Linked DNA regions of Homo sapiens: region 2 is linked to region 1. Evidence: chromatin loops called from intact Hi-C (ENCODE). Cell type or tissue: psoas muscle. All regions are shown on one strand.

Evidence for each region. Peaks named below come from ENCODE experiments on the same cell type or tissue, not always from the same donor. Only the 100,000 strongest peaks of a DNase experiment are listed, where the experiment ranks them.
Region 2: it touches region 1 in a loop (20-fold over the local background); 1 of 110 quality-filtered maps calls a loop at or near these places.

Annotation. Positions count from the first base shown.
Region 1 is chr2:159,685,372-159,689,371 of GRCh38, reverse strand. It overlaps a transcript of BAZ2B not described here. Among named protein-coding and RNA genes, the nearest start is that of MARCHF7, 25 kb to the left of the region's middle. In psoas muscle, no CTCF peak of the experiment used is centred here; no DNase peak of the experiment used is centred here.
Region 2 is chr2:159,741,965-159,745,964 of GRCh38, reverse strand. MARCHF7 (membrane associated ring-CH-type finger 7) reads right to left here. Exons shown (of 12, transcript NM_001282805.2): 5 at 2,712-2,904; 6 at 28-195. Among named protein-coding and RNA genes, the nearest start is that of MARCHF7, 31 kb to the right of the region's middle. In psoas muscle, no CTCF peak of the experiment used is centred here; no DNase peak of the experiment used is centred here; H3K27ac peaks cover 340 bases.

The DNA of each region.
Region 1 (4,000 bases):
GAAAGTAAAAATGCTGAAGAAGCCCAAGTTTGAATTGGGAAAACTCATGGAGCTTCATGGTGAAGGTAGTAGTACTGGAAAAGCCACTGGGGATGAGACAGGTGTTAAAGTTGAATGAGTTGATGGATATGAACCACCAGTCCAAGAATCTGTTTAAAGTTCAGACTTATAATAGTGGCAAATAAAAAGTCCTATTTGTGAGAAAAATACGTGCGCTTTTATGGAGCTAGACAAGTTGATGTAGAATAGAATTCTAGTCAGGAATTGTTTCAGGCAAAAATCATTAATGGATTTTACGGTATTTTGTGAAGAGTTGGTTACAAGGAGGATGTTTTTACATACTCAAAATATCTCCCCACAAGATACTAATCAAAAATGGAAAAAAAAATAGCAACTATACAATGGACATACATGACATATACCACCTTTACCAAGTTGTGAAAGTTAACACTAACAGTAGTGGGACCAATAGCATGCATCTCGACAGGATTCACAAGAGCACATCGCTTCTGCTGTATTACTGCAAAAATGCATAACCTGAACATAAACATGAAGAACAATCAGTAAAGCCCAAATTGAGGGACATTTCACAAAATAAATGGTTTGTACTTTTCAAAAATGTCAAGGTCATGAAAAACAAAGACTGAAGAATGCATTCCAGATCAAAGAAGTCCAAAGAGGTATGACAATTAAAAATAATGTATGACCCTCGATTGGATCATGGGTTAGAATGGAACCAATTTTTATTTTATATTACTCTTTTTTCATATTTTTGTTATAAAGTACATTAGTGAAACAATTGGTGAAATGTGACGGTCTGTATTGGATAGTATTGTATTAATACTAACTTCCTTATTTTGATAAATGTACTTTTAACAGAAATATACATTGAAATATTAAGGAGTAAAAGGGAATGATGAAAAATATCTTTATAAAGGGAGTAGAAAGAGACTGATAAGTTAAATGTGGCAAAACGTTGAGTTTGGGCAATCTGAGTAACATGTATATGGAAATTCCTTGTAGTTTTTAAAAAATAAATGTCTGGGCTGGACCTGGTGTCTCATGCTTGTAGTCCCAGCATTTTGGGAAGCTGCTTGAGCTTAGGAGTTCAAGGCAAGCCTGGACAACATAACAAGACCTCATCTCTACTAAAAATTAAAAAAAACTAGCTGGGTGTGGTGGCACATGCCTGTAGTCCCAGGTACTCGGAAGGCTGAGGCAGGAGGATTGCTTGAGTCAGGGAGATCAAGGTGGCAATGAACTAGGATCTCACACTGCCTTTCAGCCTGGGTGACAGATCAAGACTCTGCCTTAAAAAACAATAGTAAAATAGAAAATAAACTTTTACTTTATAATAATTTAAGATATGTAAAAGTAGATAAAAGAAAAAATTTGTCCTGTACTCACAACATTTCTGATACCAAATGTATCAATTTTCCACACCAAGAATTCTCCAGTTTACTGTGGACACCAATGCAATTCAATTTTGTTCTGATGCTATCCACCTAGAGTTAGCATCAGACCCCACAGGCTAAGTAGGGCTTAGTCCCACAAGACTGCCTCAATTCCAGCTTCAGACACCAATCAAAATCCCAGTTCTCCAGTACTTCTGACTAACTTGACTACAAATTGGGAGTTCCCATAACCTCTGCCTCATGTTCAACGATTTATTATAATAGCTTACAGAACTCAGGGACACACTTTACTATTACCAGTTTATTATAAAGGATACAAATGCGCAAATAGATAAAGAGGCATATAGGGTGAGGTCTGGAAGGGTCTTGAGTACAGGAGCTTCTGTCTCCATGGAGCTTTGGACACATTCTGCCTCCTGGCATGTTAATGCATTCAACCTGGAACCTCTCTGAACCTGTTAGATTAAGGTTTTCATGAAGATTCCATTACAGAGACATGATTGATTAAATCATTGTCCATTGGTGATTGACTACAGTCTCCACCCTTTCTTCCCTCCCTCAGAGGTCTGGGGAAAGGATTGAATGTTGGAACCATCTGATCACATGGTTGGTTGCCCTGGCAACCAGCCTCTATCTTGAGGCTGTTCACCTTAGTAGCATAAATTCAGGTATGGTTGAAAGGAGCTTGCTATGAATAGCAAAACATTCTCCTCCACCTCATTGTTACTCAAGAAGCTTCCAGAGTTTTATAAAGTTTGTGCCAGGAATTGGAGACAAAAACCAAATACTCTATTTTCACAGTTGAAAAAGAAAAAAATAGTACAGCAAGTTACTGTATAATACACCCTTCTCAGTTTCAGTTTCCTCTAGTGTTAATATTTTCAATTACTATGGTGCCTTTTTTTTTTTTTTTTTGAGATGGAGTCTCGCTCTGTCACCCAGGCTGGAGCGTAGTGGCGCAATCTCGGCTCACTGCAAGCTCCGCCACCCGGGTTGACGCCATTCTCCTGCCTCAGCCTCCCGAGGAGCTGGGACTACAGGCACCCGCCACCATGCCCAGCTAATTTTTTGTATTTTTAGTAGAGACAGGGTTTCACCATGTTAGCCAGGGTGGTCTCGATCTCCTGACCTTGTGATCCGTCCGCCTTGGCCTCCCAAAGTGCTGGGATTACAGGTGTGAGCCACCACGCCTGGCCTACTGTGGTATATTTTTTTAAACTAAGAAACCAACATTAGCACATTACTGTTATCTAAACCCCAGACTATTTGGATTTCACCTGTTTTTCGGTTAATGTCTTTTTAAACTCCAGACTTCATTCAGATTTCACTTATTATTTTTTTAATATCCCTCTTCTGTTCAAGATCCAATTCAGGTTACTACATTGCATTTAGTTGCTACATCTCTCAAATCTCCTCTGGTCTGTGATAGTTTCTTAGTATTGTTTTTCATGACTCTGACAGTTTGAGGAGTATTGGTGAGACATTTGTAGGCTGTTTTTCCGTTTTGGTTTGCCTTATGTATTTCTCATGATTGGAGTGGGGTTATTTGTTTTTTGGAAATAATACCGCAGAGGCAAAGTACCCTTTCATTACATCATATCAGAGGGTAGATGCTATCAACATGATCTCTCTGGTGAGGTAAACCTTGATATCTTAGTTAAGGTAGTAATCTGCCATTTTCTCTCTCTCTCTCTTTTTAAAGTAGCTCTATAGCTCAAGCTGGAATGTAATGATGCTATCATAGCTCAATGTAGCCTTGAACTCCTGGGTTCAAGGGCTCCTCCTGCCTCAGCCTCCTGAGTAGCTGGGACTACAGGCACATGCCACTACACTCAGCTAACTATTTTTAAATTTTTTGTAGAGACAAGGTCTTGGCTATGTTTCCCAAGGTGGTCTTGAACTCCTGGCCTTCAGCGATCCTCCTGCCTCAGCCTCCCAAAGCATTGGGATTACAGGTGGGGGCCACCAGGGCCAGTCTCTATTATTCTTTATTGTTAAATTCCAATTTTTCTTGTTCTTTTCTTTGGAAAGGAGTCACTAAGTCCAGCCCACTCTGAAAGGAAGGAGTTGAGGTCAGGGGGTGCAGTTAAGTTTCTCCTGGAGGGAGGAGTTTCTATATCTCTTACATATCCTGTAAGGAAGATTTCACTCTTATTTATTATTTATCATGTATTAATAACAGTATGGACTTATGTTTATTTATTTTATTCTTTGCATTATAGTGTAATATGGCATTATGTATAGTGTAATAATGCCATTATTTGTTTTGTCACTCAAATTATTCCAGCATTGGCCATGGGGAGTTCTCTGTGGTAGGCTTTTGTGGCCCTTTAACATGGCCCCATTCCTTTGTTTTTTGAGCATTACCTTGCTTTCTGGTACTACAAGATGCTTTTGCCTTTTCTTCTATTTTCTCTCATCCAGCCCTGTAATCAGCTATTTCTTCAAGGTTTCTTTGTTCCTTTTATTAGAGAATGATATTTAGAAACCAAGATCTTGGCACTAGGTAGTTTGTACATGTTTTCTTTAAGTGTAAAATTATTGCAAAAAAAATTTTAAGAGCTGAATGTTGTAAGATGCACATC
Region 2 (4,000 bases), 57 kb before region 1:
GTTATACTTGATGTAATTTATACATACATGATGAAGTTGTGAAATCACCACTTCGGTGACTATAATCCATAAGATTACTAATAGAGGAATCTGTTCTTCTCTCCAAATCTCTCCTCTCTCTCATTAAGTCTGTTCCAAATGATCCAAGTACCATTGATGAAGATCTAGGAACTTGACTATGCCTCCAAGATGAATCTTAAAATAAATGAAGAAGTTTTATTTCAGAGAAAGCTTTCAAGGCTTTGGATGATGACAATCTTCAGTAATAGAGAGGAAAGTTAGTGTTATTTATTATTATTATTATTATTTGAGACGGAGTCTCACTCTGTCACCCAGGCTGGAGTGTAGTGGCACGATCTCAGCTCACAGCAACCTCCACCTTCTGGGTTCAAGTGATTCTCCTGCCTCAGCCTCCTGAATATCTGGGACTACAAGGCGCGTGCCACCATGCCCGGCTAATTTTTGTATTTTTAGTGAAGATGGGGTTTCACCCTGTCGGCCAGGCTGGTCTCAAACTCCTGACCTCTAGTGATCCGCCCACCCCGGCCTCCCAAAGTGCTGGGATCACAGCACGAGCCACCGCACCCGGCCTTACTGTTGTTTATCATGAGAATCCCCGGTTATATAGTTGTTATCAGAAACACAATTCAGTAAAACATAAAACTATTCACAAATGAACTAATCACTTATAAAATTATTTCCTACTCTAAACATATTCTTCTCTGCCTAACATTAAAATCTACCCCATACACAATGTCAATGTCTCAATCACTTCTCACAACATCTACCTATACATTATGTAAAACGATTACAGAACAAAAATGTAAATCTTGCCAAAGATGGAGAATTTCACAAAAAAAGTCAATGAAAGTGATGCTGGAGAACTGCCAGTATCAAAATCAAAGGCATCCGGAAAGGGAAGATGTGAACAACACAATTTCATCAGAATTATTTTTACTGCTACCACAGTTGCTTGATTTTTTATTCTAGAATTCTTAATTCTAAGAATCAAAGTATTGTTACAGTTATCGTAATTTTATTAGATATGATTTAAAAGTAAATTAAACATTAAGTCTCAAACCTCTTTCCTTCACTATTTACCTTGAAATTTTGATTCTTTCTTCCCTAATCTTAGTAGCCTTAATAATTCCTCTTTATTAAGAGAAATGGCCTAGAGTATTTATAACGTTTTCACATAGCAGAAGAGAACAAAAATATCTCTGGCACAGTGGTGTTTGTCTACAAAGTTATTAACAGTCTGCTCTTAGCTATCACAACATTCTTAATATCCTTCAGATAGGCACGTCTTTCCCATGGCATTCCAGCTTATCAAAATAGACAGGAACTGCTTACACTACTTCAACTGGTAATACACAAACATTTAAAGAATTTTACCTCCAATTGTGTCACCACAAGTTTTGGCTCCTCTTAAACACTGGCACTGGCTAACATTTCATTGGAAGAGGAGTATGAGTGAGACGGTAGCCTCCTGACCTTTCAACAAAAGATCTTTTCAACGTGTGTGAAAAATATGTGTCTCAGTACATAATACCAGGCATGAAGCTTTATGGATAGACCATCCAAATCCCAGAGTGGTTAGTATCTTGCCCAATGCCACTCATCTAGTTAGAGGACTAAAACTATGACTTTCTAATCCCTTGTATAGAACTCCTACTAGGCCGGGCGCGGTGGCTCACGCCTGTAATCCCAGCGCTTTGGGAGGCCGAGGTGGGCGGATCACGAGGTCAGGAGATCGAGACCATCCCGGCTAAAAACGGTGAAACCCCGTCTCTACTAAAAATACAAAAAATTAGCCGGGCGTAGTGGCGGGCGCCTGTAGTCCCAGCTACTTGGGAGGCTGAGGCAGGAGAATGGCGTGAACCCGGGAGGCGGAGCTTGCAGTGAGCCGAGATCCCGCCACTGCACTCCAGCCTGGGCGACAGAGCGAGACTCCGTCTCCAAAAAAAAAAAAAAAAAAAAAAAAAAAAAAGAACTCCTACTAAAATAACCACCATTTTTTTGTAACTCAAGAGTTTCTGTATTTGTTTTTTGTTTAAGAAACAGAGTCTTGCTCTGTCTACCAGGCTACAGTGCATTGGCATGATCATAGCTCACCATAACCTCAAACTCCTGGGACCAAGCGATCCTCCAGCCTCAGCCCCTCAAGTGGCTGGGGACTACAGGCATGCACCACCATGCCCAGCTAATTCTCTCTTTTTTTTTTTTTGGTAGAAACAGGGTCTCACTATGTTGTCTAGGCTGGCCTTAAACTCCTGGCCTCAAGCGATCATCCTGCCTTAGCCTCCGTATTTTCTGAAAATAAATATTATGTACTACAATGTTTATCATTTATATAAGACATGCTTAAGCAATATTTTAAACATATCAGTAGATTTAGCTTTCCTTGTAACAATTACAAAATATAATAACCAAAAGAATACATACATTTACCAATTTGATTATCATAAAATACCAGCTATTCTAATTAAAATCTGCTAATGTCCTGTTTAGGATATCTATATCAATTTTACAAGAAAAATGCAGAAGAGTATCAGTTCTAGCATTAATTTAAAGTAAGATTTTGGAAATTCCACTACATTTCTGACCCACTGTCTTCATATAAAATCTACTTGCCTCATTCCAAAACTAAGAACAACTGTGTTACACCTGGAGAAAAACGGCTTAAAATACCTACAGAAACTCATTCTTACCTGATAATGTGTTTAAACCATTTCCAACATTTCTCCCAGCTGAGGTAGTACAGTTTGTACAGGAAAGTTTAGGTCTTTTTGAATCATGATCCCGTTGCTGGTTCTGCGATCTTGAGCGTGCTCCCTGAGTTATCTCAGATTCACTATACCATGCAGATTGAAATGGTGACGCAGATGCTGATGCTGATGTAGACTGTGAGTTCAAAAAAATTTTTTAAACAACAAAAGGCTGCATTCAGTACTAAATTTAACCCACAGTCCTCTAATAAATTCCCACAAGCATCAATTTTTCTACCACGTAGTTCTTTTTTTTTTTTGAGACTGAGTCTTGCTCTGTTGCCCAAGCTGGAGTGCAGTGGGGCAATCTTGGCTCACTGTAACCTTTGCCTCCAGGGTTCAAACGATTCTCCTGCCTCAGCCTCCTGAGTAGCTGGCATTACAGGTGTGTGCCACCACGCCCGGCTAATTTTTGTATTTTTAGTAGAGACAGGGTTTCACCATGTTGGTCAGGCTGGTCTCAAACTCCTGACCTCATGATCTGCCTGCCTCGGCCGCTGGGATTACAGGCACGAGCCTCTGTGCCTGGCCTCCACCATGTAGTTCTTCTTTAGTCTTTGTTCCTTCTACCCACTTGTCCATTTACTATACACTATAATTGTACTTTGCTGGGCTCTCAATCTGATGCAGAGTAAGTCCTTTTTTTTTATAAACACTTGGTTATGAAACACTGAAGACCAAAAACTGTAATCATTTTTCCTAATATTTGTTTTTTTCTTTTTGAAAATGAAATCCTTGTTGTACTGGTTTAATATTTCAGTCTTTTCAGGAACCCTGTCCACCTCTTAGAGGTAGACAGAACACTAAGCTATAAAGAAACTGTGAATTACCCTACCATGAAAATCAGATTTTTCAACTAATAACAAATTTATCCTTGTTCTGATGCCTAGTCTCCAGAATACGGTCATACAACACTAGTAACAGTATGCTAAAAAACAAAAAAAAAAAATCCTAACATCAGAAATTTCTTCATCAGTGAATCAACAACTAAAACAAGTACATATTTTAAAACATGGCTCATGGTTTTCTCTTTTAACATATATGTACACAAAATAAAGCTTGTAAACAAGTATCACTGATAATGTACAAACTATTTTACTTCTCTCCAATTCTTTAATTTGTTAAGTTCACTCACTACAATGCATTAAAAAGGCAACAGTTTGTCTCCTTAAATATTTAGGTTTAATTGACAACATATTTCAACCACAATTATTGAAATTGTACTATTCTTT